2 separate regions of the Mus musculus genome follow, and region 2 is linked to region 1. Evidence: chromatin loops called from intact Hi-C (ENCODE). Cell type or tissue: left cerebral cortex. All regions are shown on one strand.

Region 1 (8,000 bases):
TACATTTATCCAAATATACCAGCATCTCCTAATGGATTTCTCATCACAAAATTGTTTTATATAACTTAAGGTGTGGCATACGGGAACTGCTTATTTCCAGTCTGCAGAGACTAGTAAGGAGGCTCACTGTCACCAACTTCAGACTTAAGCAACTTGCAGTGCAAGGTAAGCAACCACAGGGTAAAACATATACTGCCTACTACAAAGTTCTCTGTCTCTGTAACTGTGTTACAACGTTGCAACAATTAGCAACGTCCCATGTTGCACAAAGTCCTGCCTTAACGGGTCAGGTTTCAGGATCCTGGCTCAGCCAATCTAACAAAAATCAATCAGAACACTCGATGTTTCAATATTCAGAACATGCCTCAAATATGTTTGGTTTTATTAATGTTTACTCAAATTATACCTCTATCATCAGATGTGTTTGCTGTCTAAATCCTCTGACACGTGTTTATGGTTGCATGCTTTTCAAAATAGTTACATTGACTGACTTACCCTCTGTCTAAAGTCTGAATCGGCATTTGGATTTAACCCTAAAAGAGCCTGTTCATCCATCTCGGCCGCTATTCCTGGAGTTTTCCGATCACAACAGACGTGGCTTCTAATCCCACAGCAGAATCCACAATCATCTGTGCACAGAAAACAAAAGATGATCACCTAGAATATCAGATGTGGCTGAAAATACACAGCTCCTGAAGGGTCAAAACCCACCTTAAGAGTCTAGACCTCACAAGAACAAAAGTGGGCCATGGAGCCCACAGCAGCATAATTGTGCAGACTCTAAACAAGTATGCCATTAAAGCTTTCAGGTGCTATCGCCCCGCAAAGTGCCCCGGCCAAATACAGAAAGTAATTCTTCTAGAAACAAGCATGAAGTGCTGGGGGTGGGGAAGGAGGTGGAAACAACAGTCAGATCCCCAAAGTTTTCTGGCCAGCTACTCAGCCAAACTGCTAAGTCCCAGGTTCAGTAAGACCCTGCCTCAAAAAGTAAGGAGAGGCGGAGAGTTCTGACAAATATTCAAGGTAGGAGAATAAGCAGCATGCATTATATACATGTATGAAATTGTAAAAAAAAAAAAAAAGTTATAGTGAAAATCAACAGATGAAGACATCTAATATGGATTCCCTGCCTTCCACCTGCACATATATATACAAGCACACATATAAGCACATACAGATATATCCTTATATTCCTATTATAAAGCTACACATCTTTTTTATTTATCTGTTTTTAAATTATTAGAGCCACAGAGAACTTAAAGAGGCCAAGAGGTGAACGGAGGTCACGGGCAGCCTTTCAGGCGTGGTGAAGCCAGGGCCAGGCCGCAGATAGATCTCTATACTCTTCTGTTTTCCTTGATCTTTTTGGAATTGAAAAAAAAAAATCAGGATCCAAGTTAAGCCCCCTCTTCTGATCACTCATAGCAACCTTGCAGACCCCAGCCAGGCAATCTAAATTCCAACTGCCTACAGGATTGAGATGCCAACATTTCTCAACAATTCCTGACCACTCTTCGTGCTCCTCAGCAAGGCCAGCAATGCTTGCCACATCACACGGCAGCTCTCAAGCACACCCTACTTCACACACACACACACACACACACACACACAGCTCTTCTCAGCTTCGAGGCTAAACCCTGCAAGGCCTCCAATATTTCACCTCCAGATCACCTCGTGCAGCAATACAGCTTCGACGCTCTACTATTTGATCCTAACAGAACAGGATTAAATAATCCTTTCCACGACCTACCATGTGACAGTTTGATTTCTCAAAAACAAAAAACAAAACAAAACAAAAACAAAAAACCCCAAACCATTGTGAAATATGAATGCATTACTATGTTCTTAAAATGTGAAAACACAGGTTTTAGGTTTTTAGTGCTCTGGGTTTGAACTAGTGAGATGATTCACGGGTAAAGACCCCTGAAAACCCTAGATCCATATGGTGGAAGAAGAGAACTGCGCATGTACACTGCACATGCGCACATTCACACATGCACACATCTGTACATATATGAGATAAATATATGTAGTTTTTTTAAGTTCTAGATTTATATTCCAATCCTTATCAGTAAGAACAGATAAAACACAAAACAAAAACACATCTTTAATACCAGCATTGGGAAGGCAGAAGCAGGAGGGTCTCTGATCTCTTGAGTTCCAGGCTAGCCTAGTCAACAGAGTTCCAGAACAGCCAGGGCTACCCAGAGAAACCCAGTCTGAAAAAACAACCAACCAACCAACCCCACCGACCCACACACACACACCCCAAGTGACACAACCATTCAGTCACTCAAAGTAGCACACACCTTTTAATCCCACTGTTTGGGAGGTAGAGGCAGGGGGATCTGGGACTTCAAAGCCAGCCTGGTCTATCTACATATGGATGTTCTGGCTAGCCAGAGCTATAGTGATTCTGTCTCAAAAACAAAACAAAAATTGAAGCTGCACACCAAAACAAACAAACAAACACCCCAAAAGTATGCATTCCATTCTGTCTGCAGGAAAAGGGGCAAAGTCCTAAAGACTACAATGTGTGCATGTGTGCAAAGCATGCCTCCAATAGGGTACAAAGTCAGAGACAGGCACGCAGGATGCACAACTTGAAACATTCTTAAAGTAAAGTAGTATTCCTGCTAAAAATGCTCAGAGAGAAAAGTCGGTGTAAGACTGTCTGTAAACCCCTGATTGAGAAATCCACTAGAGTTCCTTTAAATTATCCATTGCTTTGGGAAAAAAACTGCTTAAGCGTTTTGTCATTTCACGCTAATCTTGACAAGAGGAAAAAAGATAAATAAGAGGCCCAGCCGAGCACATGCTCAACACCAACAAAAAAAATCCTCAGCAAACTTGTTCCATAGTGAGGAATCCCTCACAAACCTTCGCCCTCTACACAATCGGAAAAAAACATCAAACCAAAATAAAATGAGATGGTAAACCACCTATCTGTGAATAAAACACAGGGTTAAAAGGTAACGATTGCCTAATAAAGACCGGCAAAGGAAGCTTAGCTTTCTGACCTACCGATGCAGAGCCTTGCAGGCTTAAACATTGTTACAATATGGTAAACATCTTATACTACCTGCAAAGGTGGATGTGGGGGTGGGGGGAGCGAAAAAAAAACATGTAAAATTGGAAGCCTTAATTTTTCCCTCAGCCATTAAGTCAAGAATAATCAAACAATGTGGAAAATTCCTCCACACCTACTTAAGCCTGTTTGAGACCGACTGAATCTTTCCAGCCTTTTAACATCAAGTTGACAAGTCGCTTTAATACAACGTAACTTCCCCCAGTAACAACTAATTAAGGCTTCCAAAAAGTACTCGTTTTTCAGGTTACAGGGAACATCAAGCTTTTCCGTGGCTGCAAGACTGTAAAGAAGCAAAAAGGGGAAAAGGCTGTCCCTGCTGGCAAATTACTACGCAGAAATAACACTTTCTCTCCTATTTGTCCCGGGGTGGGAAGCGGATCAACTTTGAGGTCCCTACAGCTCAAACTGGTGGGACGCACTCTAAAACTATCACAAATGGGGTTGGGGGGCAGCCTCCTAGGCCGGCCTCGCCCCCTATCCTTCGCCCGGATCCCTCCCAGAGCGAAGCCTCGTGGCCACTCGGGTGATGAAACACCCGGCAACCGGCAGCCACGCACTAGGGACGCGGCCGCCACCGATCGTCCCCAACCCCAAGTCCGGCTCGCCCGGCCACGTAGGGTCCCCGGCCCGCCGCCCTACGCCTCCAGTCACCATCACTCCAATATCTCTTCCTCGCCTGCACTCCCGAGGGTCGGCCAGCCGCAAGGAGCGGGCCGTACGCAGGGAGCACGGAGAGCGGCCCACGTCCTTGTCGCTGTAGTCCTCCAATACAGCCGCAGCGCTAGCGCCGGAGCCGGCCCGGGCCGCGCTCCTCTCGGCGCTCGGCGTTCCCCGGGCGCCTTCTCTTGCGTGGCGCGGAGCGGGGAGGGCAGGTTGGCAAGCCGGCGGGCGGAGTCGGCGGCCCTGGAAGGAAAACTGCGCAGGGTCCCGCTAACGCCGCCGCTGAGTCAGCGCGAGGCACGCCCCCCGCGTCGTACCGCGCGGACCCGCGCTAGCAGCAGCCTCATGGAAGTAGAGTGCAGACGGCCGCCAGCAGGCTGGGCCCGGGGGACTACAACTCCCAGCGTGCAAAGCGCATGGGACGCTTCCGAGAGGAGGACCGCGCACGTGCTCCCTGGAGCTCGCAGGGGGCGTGGCCGGCGGGCCTGTGGTGCATGCTGGGAGAGTGCACACCGCCCTCCTAGCTACAGGTTACTGAGGTCCTCTAAGCTTTTAGAAGACCGGCCACGTTGCGCTCTGCTTTGAGCGTCGGCGTGAATTAGTAACTCTCCACTCCCTCCAGAAGGGTCTGGTCAGGTGGCAGTGCGGAGATCCTGAGATCGGAAAAGTGGACGTGGTTGAAACCACGTGTTGAGTCAGTTGCTGAATTCCTTTCCAGCGGTTCCACGTGTCAAGAGTCCAGACGCTTAAGGACTCTTTAAAAAAAAAAAAAATCCGCTGTATTTTTATTTACTTGTTTTGCTTTTGAGGCAAGATCACACTCCATAACCCAGGCTGGTTTTCACTCATTTTTCCCAAGCTGGCCTAAACTTTACAAATTCTGGAATTACTGGCATGAACCACCACGCCCAGTTTAAATATTACTAAATTTGCCTACAAAAAAAGATAGAAAGAAAAAAAGAAAACCGAAAGCAGTCCCCGGTGATGGTGGCGATTACCATTCATCCCAACACTGAGGAGGCAGAGGTAGCCACATCTACAGAGCGAGTGCCAGGACTACAGAGAGAAACACAGTCTCAAAAAAAGAAAAAAAGAAAAGAGAGAGGGAAAACATACGTACAAGTCCCGTGCTTCCGTTCGCTTTGTTTCTTTGATCCCGTGCTATTATTACTGTGTGGGCGCAGTATAAGCTCCAGCAACCTTACCTAAATCCTAAGGCTGCACCTCCATTATTGTTGGCATCATGAGTGTTAAAGTCCATCTCAGTTTACTCATTTTATGTAGAGTGGGACAGTACCAGCCTCAGAGGGTAAGGTTTGGTTAATTTTATTTAGAGGCAGAGAGAGGCTCACTATGTAGCTCTGGTTAGCCTGAAACTTGCTGGCCTTCACTGTTCTCTTGCTTCAGATTCCAGAGTGCTGGAGTTCCAGGTTGTCACCAGGTCTGACTATTTCATGAATTAAGTTTGATACACGTGTTAGACTTATCATAAGTGACACTATCTCTGGGGATACATGGACAAACATCTGTTCACTGCAGATAGATACCCAGATTCGGTACTGATGACAGACTAAAGTGAGGATACCACGAAAGTCAAGCTTGGTGAACCAATGGCTTTTACTGGGGTGACTTTCTTACAGGAGCAGAAATGATATAAAGACAGCAGCCTCCCCGAAGACAGCAGGTAGGACAGGTTCCAGCAATTCAGCTTGTCCAAGAGTGTATAGCATGAGGGAGGGGATGGTATTGTTAATCTGGTTAGTTTGGGGGGGATCTTTGAATTGTTTACTTCCCGAGTTTAAAGAGTTTATCATGAAAACAATGCAGTGCACCCAACGTGTAGATTTCCTTTCGTTTCTTAGAAACAGTATTCTACAGTAAACTCTGGCTGTTCCAGAACTCACTATATAGACCAGGCTAGCCTTGAACTTACCAAGATCCCCCTACCTCTGTCTCCCTCACAAGTACTGAGACTAATGGTGTGTGCCAATACACCTAATATCTTATTCAGTACATGCTCAGTGTACATGTTCAATGTAGTCAAAGCCTTGCCTCTAGCTCCCACTAAGAATAAGCCAGACCTGTTCTACAAGCCTGTGATCCAAGCTGCTTCAGAAGCTGAGGCAGGAGGATCTCAACTTCAAGGCCAGCCAGGGCACAATAGCTATATCCTCTCTTTAAAAGTGAATGACGAGGTCTAGGGATATAGCTCAGTGATAGTGTGCTTACCTCGCACCCACCACCCTAGCTTCAATGCCCAGACCACAAAGAGCTAACAAAACTTGCCAGCAGATCGGACAGAGTGAGGAGGGAATGGAAGTAGAATAAAAACTGATGTTACCTCTTAGCAGCTACCCTTACTCACTTATGTTACTAAAACTCCTTCCCAGGGCAATCTTCAAGTCTACCCCTCTTCCCAAGGTCCTAAGAACAAGCTCACCTAGACTCCTTCAAAGTTCAGTGTGGGGACCCCAGGAGTTTATTGGACTTACTTGAGCATGCGTAAGGGGTTACTTACTGAGTGTGGGCGCTCCTCTCCCTTAAAAAGGCTGCTCTGCAAAGTCCTTACTCATCAGGGATGATGGCTGTTTTATAACAAAATCGATTTTACCAACAAAGACTCGGGAGCCTGCTAGCTCAGAGAGGCAGAGAAAGCACCCAGCTAACCCTCCTCCTCAGCTGATATCCCACCAGGAATCCCCTCCCTCATGCTGTCTCAAAAAAAAAAAAAAAAAAAAAAAACCTCCTTCAAACTGAATGCCCCTCCCTTCTACTTCCTGTGTGTCTCTCTACCCATCCTCCTGACTCCCTCTTACTCTCTATGGTTTTTTTCTGAATAATCCTATGTTCACTTCCTGTTGACTGGCTGCTTGCTCTGCTTCTTGACCAACGATTGACTTTATTTAATCCTGTTTACGATATTCAAGAAGAAAGCTCCTGGGTTAAAGGTGTGGGCTAAGGCCTGGCCACACCACAACTAAAACATGTGTTTCCAGTAAATAACACAATCTTGGGGTTCACAATGTCATTAAATATCCTGTAACTGGCTTCTCTCAGCCACATAGATGAAACACCCCTTGCTCCTCAGCCTTGCCCCACCTACATACATTAGCCCCTCCCCTAGGCCAGCTTGGACAAGGTATGTATAATAGGTGGCAAGGGTTGGCTGCAAACTCCAAGGAGAATCTCCTGGCTTTACCCTGTGTGATCCTTAGCAAGCCAAGTGGGCACAGTTGAACTCCCCAAGATGGCCGTTATTTGCCCAAGAGGACAGTCCTGTACAACATCTGACCATGTTAAAGATGAAGCATTTCCTGCATAGCCTTTAACCTTGTGTAACACATTTAGTTGTTAGAAATGTCAGGCTGCAAGACTGGAGAGTTACTCTTCCAAAGGACCTGAGTCTGATTCCTGTTAAGGCCTGGGTAACTGTTGCCTTGTATAGCCAATCATTTTAAGCTGTTACTAATGTTACAAGGAAACTTTCTCATGTGCTGTTACTCCGTTACTTCTTTGTGCCTGAGTTAGCTGTTAACCCAAATTCTCTTATGTTCTATGCGTTGGCATTCTTGGAAAGCAATCACAATAGAGGACAGTTAGAACGGCGTTGTATAGATAGCCACAATAGGCCTGGACCCAACACCTCCCTGGGAATTGACATCCTACTTGGCAGAAAGAAACATGAAATCCTGATTGGCAAGTTGGCACATGATGCTAGGCAAGTCAAGTCGCACCCCACCACTGTCGAATGACCCAACCAATGAGGACAGGATAAGTGTACAACAAAGACGTGTTCTCAAGGAAATCTCCTGTCCCTAAATCCTGATTGGTGGAGTAACTGGGCACAGACATTTGTGAATTTCAGGCTTCAAAGCTCTGTAGGTCACAGTTTAGCTTCTGGATCTAGATTGCACCCCCGATTGATCAGTTTTGGGGTGTGTATTCAATAAACCAGCTCAGTTTGACTGAGATGGGTGTCTCAGTGGTTTGTGTGGTGACTTCCAGACCTCACCAATTCCCAGCATCCATATTAGGTGGCTTGCAACCACTTGTGACTTCAGCTCCAAAGGATGAAAACCTCTAACCTCTGAATGCATCCACACACATGACACACACTTGTACTTTCCTGCTTACACACACACACAGAGGCACGCACACACATGAGTCTAACACAGGCTGGCCCCTTTCTCCAGTTCGAATGAGTTTTTGCATGAATTTTCATTTCAGCTGTGAGACTGGTTTAAGAGGC
Region 2 (8,000 bases), 110 kb after region 1:
AAATGTATTAAAGACATACTTGTGAAACTGAAAGTTGTGAAACTCCCTGCAGAAAACAGAGGAGAAGGTCCCTGACATAGGGCTTTGGCATGACTCAATGACAGTCAGTCACTGACAAAACCAATGACTTTGTTTCAGTGAAGACATCAAAAACATGGGCTACAATGGCAGAATAAGGAAACGGGTTTTGGAGAATCCAAAAGCTTCTGCACAGCCAAGGAAATGATCAGCAAAACAAAAAAGTCACCCTGGGAAAATATGTGCAAGCCCTGCATCTGATCTGACAAGAACTTAATAGCCGAACTATATAAACAGTCGTGCAATGAACACCAAAGAGCAATCTGATGTAAAAATGGGCAGAGGATCTGAGTGTGATGACCTAGATGTCTGAACAAACGGGAGAATTTCAGGGAGCCACCCCTGAAACTGTAGCCTGAGTTACAAAGAAAGAGTCTGTGTCAGAGAGAGAGAGAGAGAGAGAGAGAGAGAGAGAGAGGTTGAGGGTCAGGGAGAGAACTCACTAGACACTCTTCCAAAGGAGACAGACAGACAAGCACATTTAATGTACTTAACATTGACTGGGCAAAGGCAAATCACAGCCACGAAAGGTGGGCTGGAGAGGTGGCTCAGTGGCTAGGGGCACTTGCTTCTCTTACAGAGGTCCCAGGCTTGTTTGTCTCACAACCATCTCTGTTAGTTTGTATATGCTTGTCCCAGGGAGTGTCACTGTTGTGGCCCTGATGGAGTAGGTATGTCACTATGGTTGTAGACTTGGTCATGGTGCCTCTTCACAGTAGTAAAACCCTAACTAAGGCAATCTGTAAGCCCAGTTCTGGAGAATCAAATGTCCCTTTCAGGTTTTGGATATGAGGCATGGACATGGTACTCAGGCATACATATAAGCAAACAGTCATAAAAATAAGTTATATATAAAAACACTTATATATACAAGATAAAAATATGAAATATTATTTCATGTGTCAGAATGGTTATTATAAAAAATAATGAGTATTGAGAGAAGGGAAGCCCAGTCCCACTGGAGGAAATATACACTGCTATAGCCATGATAGAAAATTGTATGGAGTTTCCTAAAACATTAGCGATTGAACTTCCATACAATCCAGCCATCCCACTTGTGGGCACACATCCAAGGGAAATCGGCAACTCTGTCTGATACCCACTGCCCTGGGCTCACTGTAGCAATATTCACCAAGATGAAGAAACAATGTAAATGCTGCTCACTGTAGCTTTATTCCCCATAGCCAAGATGAAGAAACAATGCTGCTCTCTGTAGCTTTATTCCCCATAGCCAAGATGAAGAAACAATGTAAATGCGCAGTCACAGATGAACAGAGAAAGAAAATGTGGTGTAGCCACACAATGGGATATTAGTCATTAAAAGGAAACCTGGCCATTTGTGTGGTCCCATTGATGAACCTGAAGAGGACACGCTGTGTAAAATAAGCCAGAAATAGGAAGATAAGTACTGCATCGTCTTGGTTACATGTAGAATCTAAAACAGATGGACTTTAAGAAACAGTAGAATGGGACTTGCAAGTGGTCGGAGGTTGGGAGAAATGGTCATGTGGATAAAGGGTAGAAACTTTCACTCAATAGACGAGTGATGCTCTGCTCCTCTGATCTAATGGACTCGGTGGTGTCTACAGTCAATACTGTAGTCAGTGTACACCTGCAATACTAACAGGCCCTGCTATCTGTAATCTAGACATGTCAAGCCAAGTTATAGTCATGACTGCAGTGCATAATAAGAGTACCTTCACACTATATATAGCAGCCCTTGAAATTTTGTTTGGGGGCTGTGGGGGCAGGGTTGGGAGGTGGGTCGGTCCATAAGTGACTGCTGTGCAAGGACCTAAAATCAGATCCTCCATAAAAGCTGGGCTTGAGACAAATGTTTGTAACCTGGGCTGTGGGTGGGTCAAGACTGTTGGATCCCTCGAGCTCATAGGCTAGCTAACCTAAACAATCTGTGGGCTCTAGGCTCAACGAGTGACCCGTGTTAAAGAAAAAGGGAGGGGAAAATTAAGAAAGACACCTGAAACAATAATATCCGGTCTCTACATGAAAGCACATACTGAGTATGTGCACTCAAACACACAGGCACACACTCATGTGAACACATGCCCCTACAACACACACACACACACACACACACACACACACACACACACACACACATTCCTGCTTGTTCCAGCCCCACTCACTCTGGCCCAAAGATTTATTTATTTATTATATGTAAGTACACTGTAGCTGTCTTCACACACACCAGAAGAGGGCGTCTGATCTCATTACAGATGGTTGTGAGCCACCATGTGGTTGCCGGGATTTGAACTCAGGACCTCCAGAAGAACAGTCAGTGCTCTTAACTGCTGAGCCATCTCTCCAGCCCACATAACAATATTTGAAACTTATTTTGGGTCTGGGTATCATTGACACACAGTAGGCAGAGGCCTCGGACTATTCAAGACCAACTCTCTCTACACAGACCCTTCAGCAGAAAGAAGTTTCACTTCATAAGGAGTATAGTAGTTAGCCTGCATTCTTTTGAATGGTTCAATTGGGTATAAAAATTGCATTTCATATTTCTCTTGAGACTAGTATGTACATAGCCTTTCAAACACGTGTTTTTGTGTGAGTATACCTGCGTGCTCATGTGGAAGTCAGGGGATAACGTGCAGGACTCAGCACTCCTCATGTAGGTTTCTAGCATCTGACTCAGAGCCTCAGGCAGGGCAGCGAGTGCCCCTACACAGTCATCTCAACAGGTCCATAACCTCTCGTTTTTACTGGTTAGAAAGAGATCTTGGCCCATTAAAACTTAAAACATTAGCCCTTTGTCTGGCATACCCTGTGACTATTTTTCCTAGGTTTGCATTATGTGAGAAGAAGGACTTTTAGGGACTGGGAAGAAAGCCAAAGGAAGATGAAGAGAGGAGTGTAAGAGAGAGAAGGAGAGATGGACATGGTCAAAGCATGATATATTCATGCGTGGAAATGTCCCAGTGAAACTCTCTAATTCGTACAATTTATACGTGAAATATTTCAAAGCACACTTGTGAGCTGAGATGGTTTAGTGTTCTTAAATGTCGTATGAACGTGTGAAGAAACTGCATGACAAAATGCACCGATTTCATGGGAAGTCATTCCTGACTCTGAGAACCCCCGCAAGGAAGCTTCATGGAGTTGGAGATGGATGGGCAACTCTGAAGAGAGTTGTAGCTCTGGAAGCTGACCGACTCATGCAGATCTGACTTAGCCAGGTATGTTAACTGATGGCGTGTGTCGGTTTGAAAACTAGGCGACTAGCTATGAACTCCTGTCTGGCTTCCATCTGACAACCTTGGTGGTGTAAGGGCTGATAAGGCTTCTGGCTCTGATGGACACGCAAGAGCTGACGTCAAGCCCGTGTGACGTCATCCGCGCTAAGGCGCTGGCCTCCAGGGGCCTCCGGAGGGCAGGAGACGTCCCGGGGCTGGAGGTGGCTCCGCTGCAGGTCTCTGGCTCTGGAAGCTCAGGTTCCTAGGCTTGGTAGCCACCTCCACCTTTCACCTCCGCCACGCCCTCTGCGAGCCCCGGGAGCATCCCGCCGCCAGCCGGCTCGCCCGCCCCGCCGCGGGCACGCGCACGCACGCAGCTGCGCACGCGCGTCCCCCTCAGAACCCGGAAGTGCGAGCGGAGCCACGTGGGTGGAGCTGGCGCGCAGGTCGCATGGGGGAGTCTATCCCGCTAGCCGCCCCGGTGCCGGTGGAACAGGCGGTGCTGGAGACGTTCTTCTCTCACCTGGGTATCTTCTCTTACGACAAGGCCAAGGACAATGTGGAGAAGGAACGAGAGGCCAACAAGAGCGCGGGGGGCAGCTGGCTGTCGCTGCTGGCGGCCTTGGCGCACCTGGCCGCGGCTGAGAAGGTCTATCACAGCCTCACCTACCTGGGGCAGAAACTAGGTACCTCCGCCCCGCCCCTGCCCCTGAGGAGGAAGGAAAGGGGGTGCGCTGCCTGGTCTGCTTGGCTTGGGTGCCTCGTCACTCCCAGCGGCAGGCTCCACTCTGCCCAGGTCTCCTCCCACCGGTGCCCCTTCTTCCCTAGTGTGCCGCAAGCTCCGCCCACCGGCCTGTGCCATCGCTGCCTAGGTGGACTGGGAGGATGCTCTTCCCTGGGCATGCTCCAAACCCCGTGGGTTTACGGTTTTGCACCGTGCATGGACTGGTTTCATAAATGACAAGTTAACCAAGTTCTGTGTCCCCGTTCTAACTCACTAGTTAGACCTCACTGCGGTCTGAGGAGCAAAAGCAGGCGATGGAAGCTAGGTGTGTTAATAAATGCTATTTTGTCTGGCCTCTTATACAGAGGGGCGTCCTGTCCCCTCTTCAGATCCTGGCCAGGAAGGGCAGGAATTATGCAAAACCTTAACTGGAGAAGCGTTAAGGGACAGGATAGTGAACACTGCTAGTCCTCATGTAAATTTTAACCCTCAAAATAAGATGCAGGACTACCACTACAAGAAACAGTCGGCTTCATAAAAGCCAAGGGCTGTGCATTCAAAGTATTACCTTTAATAATAATGACAAATGATAGCTGACTACCAAAAAATTGGAATAGGCAGTTGTAATACTTAGGTTTCTTCTTGACCCTTTAGTTATTACAAGTTGGAGGGCCTTTCGTGAGTGAAGGATACACATCTCTGGCATCAAAGAGAGTGAGAGTGTACGTTACATATAGAGTTGATCCCCTTCTATTGCCAGGTAGCTCGCTGAATACTGAACGTTTGGTAAACACTCTGGGCAAAGGACTTTCTGAGATGATAAGGCCTGTAGCTTTTCAAATGATTGTTACTTAGTTATTGGTAAAAAGTGGCCAGAGATTTTACTCTGTTTTTCTCTAATGGGCCCAAAGGTGCAATTGCTATTACAGGGTTACTGTCCTGTTTTCTACAGTGTAGTGAGTTGGGTATGCATTTTATGGGAGGTGGTGGGTCTCAAACCTGAACACACCTGCCTTGAATAACCAGATTGAGTGTGTGTGTGTGTGTGTGTGTGTGTGTGTATATATATATATATACATATATATGTATATATATCCTTTATTCAAAGCATGTACAAATATTATTTATATGATGACTATTCATGTATGCATTTGATATATATCATATATATGATACATTCTAGCAGTAATATCGAAGGTGGATAATATTCTGGCAGTTTGAGATGTTTTAGGCTTCCTCCCTATAAAAACAATGATTGACCCAGGTACCATGATTCTTAACTTTATTGTTGTTTGAGCCCATCCATAGGATTATCCTCCCCATATGTATGTATGTATGTATGTACCAGATATATAGAATGAGAAAGAGCAACTGGGTTTCCTAAAGTCCATATGTGGATCCCAGTAACTAACTAACTAACTAAGTCTGCACTAAGTTTGAATTGTATGCACCAGGATTTTGTGTAAAAAGAACTGGCCACCACGTCTACGAACCTGTACACGTCCTTTCCTGTCTCTGGCTTGGCTTCTGTGAAGTGGTCCTTATTGTATAAAGTGCTGAGTTCTGCTTGAACCTCAGCTGTCTTGTAGGGGAGCCTATCTCTCAGGTCATACCGTGAAACATGACTGGGGGCTCCAGGGCTGACCTCCCTTCTGAGTAAGTGTTCTAAAAATGACATGCTTAAGTCCTTTGTAACTTAAATGCTCAGGTAAATAGTCAGTATAAGTTTTGTCTTTGAATAGTGGTGCATGCATGATATTATGATTATCAGAGAATGGGAAAAATTATGATTTAAAGCAGTAACCATGTATTTTGGAATCCATACAAGTTTCTTTGTGAAGCAAAAATGAAACAATTATACATATTTTTAACATCTTTTGAAGCCTTGCTTGGGCATGGTGGTCCTTGTCCTCAGTCTGCCCACTCAGGAGCTAGAGGCAGGTGTGAGTTTGAGGCCATAGAGCAAGTTCCAAGCCAGCTGGGGTTGCATGGTGAGACCCTGTCTCAAAAGACAAAACAAAAGGGAACGTGGTCTGAGAAGTCTTTACAATTTTTTGAAAGTATAATGGACAAATAAAAATTGTATGTACTTGGCATATCCAAGTTGATGTTTTACTGTGCGTTATGAAAAGAACACCATGAGCAAGGGAGTCCATGGCCTCCACCCCCTCACTCTCTGTGGTCAGAACACTTAATTAACATCTACCGGCTCAGCACATGTCAAGTGAGTCTGCACTGTTGTAGTGGTGCTGCGCACAGGAGCAGGTGGATGGGGGTTAAAGGTCAGCCTGGGTTACAAAGTGAGACCTTGTCTCAAAAGAAAAACAAAAGTCTTTGACCTCTGTCTGAAGCTCTAGCAGCTGGTCCTGATTAAATATGCAAGCATGGGCTTTTAAACCAAGGACAGACCTGACAAGAACCCTCTATCAATGTCCTGGCTTTTTTCCTGAAAAACTGGGTGTGACTTTTATCTTGGCACCTTCTCCGTGCTTTGAGGGCAAACACTAGTTTGGGAAAAGACAGTGGTTCCAATGTGCTGAGTGGGTAGCAGGGACATCTGAGACTGTCATAAGTGCCCACCCTTCATTCATTACAGGAGCACTTCTTCACACCCTGATTGATAAACCTTGGCACGCTCGGAGGTGACTTAAGGATGGATGTTTAAAAGTCACTACAAAGAAGTTGTAGAGTAAAATGCTTATGATGCTAACGCACTTTTTATGCTTGAAATTTTATGAGGTAAAGGTGGAAACCTTGGAGAAATAACAGTCACTGATAACTAGAACATTCTGGGAAAAAAATTCAAAACACATCAGAATTTGTAACTTGAAAATACTGGAAAAGAAAATTAGTTGGGTGTTTCTGATTGCTTCCCAGCATGAAGGAAGACCTAAAGGAAGAGGGACCCTCATTGGGTACTAGAAGGCAGGGCATTGTCCTCGTTGGGCACTAGAAGGCAGGGTGCTGTCCTCGTTGGGCACTAGAAGGCAGGGTAGTAGAGATAGGGTTGTTTTGCTGAAAGCTCTGAGAAAGAACTAAAAGTAAGGCATGTTGGTGGTCTCTCTTCCACGTATGAGTTTTACCTACTGGTGATTGGTATCGATCGATAAGCTTTTAAAGGTACCATTTGAATTTATTTATTTTTTATTTATATGAGTACACTGCAGGTGTCTTCAGACACACTAGAAGAGGGCATCAGATCTGTAAACCACCATGTGGTTGCTGGGAATTGAACTCAGGACCTCTGGATCACTTGATTCTATGCTGTGTTTCTGCTCCCTTGTGATCTGATGAGGGCAGGCATTACTTCTCCAACGCAGTGTTCAAGTTTCTGCCCCGGCCGCACCCCTTTCTGACAGTGGAGGCGGTCAAACAGTGCGGTCACCCATCCATCCTTTCGCTGAAGCATTCAGAGCTTAACAGAAGATCTCCGAGGTTTTTGTACACTTGTAGAAACCACCGTAGTAAGCACTCCTGTTTCTTGTCATTGTGCTAAAGTCTTGCATCTGGCTCTTTGATGGGGGATCCAAGCTTAAGAAAATACCCATGAAGCTGGCTTTGTGATTAGAGATATAGTTAGTCCTGCACAGCTTTGAGAGTAAATGATACCCCTACCGTTTGGTCCTCACGACTGTCATCAAGGATGGGGTTGCTCTGATTCTTTTGCAGGGTTTTGTTGTTGTTGTTTGTGTGTTTGTTTGCGGTGGAGCAACAGATATTTATAATCAGTTCTTGGTCTTAGTAATTCACAGTGTGGTGTGCTTGTCTCGTCAGCCCTGTCAAGAGCACGGCACACCCCCTCCCCCAAGACCCCAGTGTGTGCTTCATAAAAGGATGTGTGAGTGTGTACTCTCTTTAGCTGGCTTGGCCTAAAAGATAAGATTCAAGGATGATGCGTCTCTGAAGAAGAAACAGTGCCCTGGGCTACCAGTCCTAAAGGAAGTGTCTTATAATCCGTGGGGGTCTCTTGTTTTAAAAATGTATCTGTAAAAAACGGA

What was found. Peaks named below come from ENCODE experiments on the same cell type or tissue, not always from the same donor. Only the 100,000 strongest peaks of a DNase experiment are listed, where the experiment ranks them.
Region 2: it touches region 1 in a loop (2.7-fold over the local background); 3 of 42 quality-filtered maps call a loop at or near these places.

What each region holds. Positions count from the first base shown.
Region 1 is chr10:121,622,363-121,630,362 of GRCm38, forward strand. It overlaps Xpot (exportin, tRNA (nuclear export receptor for tRNAs)), which reads right to left and starts at 3,970. Exons shown (of 25, transcript NM_001081056.2): 1 at 3,743-3,970; 2 at 496-629. The coding sequence starts at 555. In left cerebral cortex, a CTCF peak has its summit at 3,846; a DNase peak (open chromatin) is centred at 4,103; H3K4me3 peaks cover 2,085 bases; H3K27ac peaks cover 955 bases.
Region 2 is chr10:121,736,247-121,744,246 of GRCm38, forward strand. BC048403 (cDNA sequence BC048403) reads left to right here and starts at 3,684. Exons shown (of 3, transcript NM_173022.3): 1 at 3,684-3,964. The coding sequence starts at 3,730. In left cerebral cortex, CTCF peaks have their summits at 3,447 (motif pointing right) and 3,656; DNase peaks (open chromatin) are centred at 3,450, 3,636 and 4,128; H3K4me3 peaks cover 1,504 bases; H3K27ac peaks cover 1,094 bases.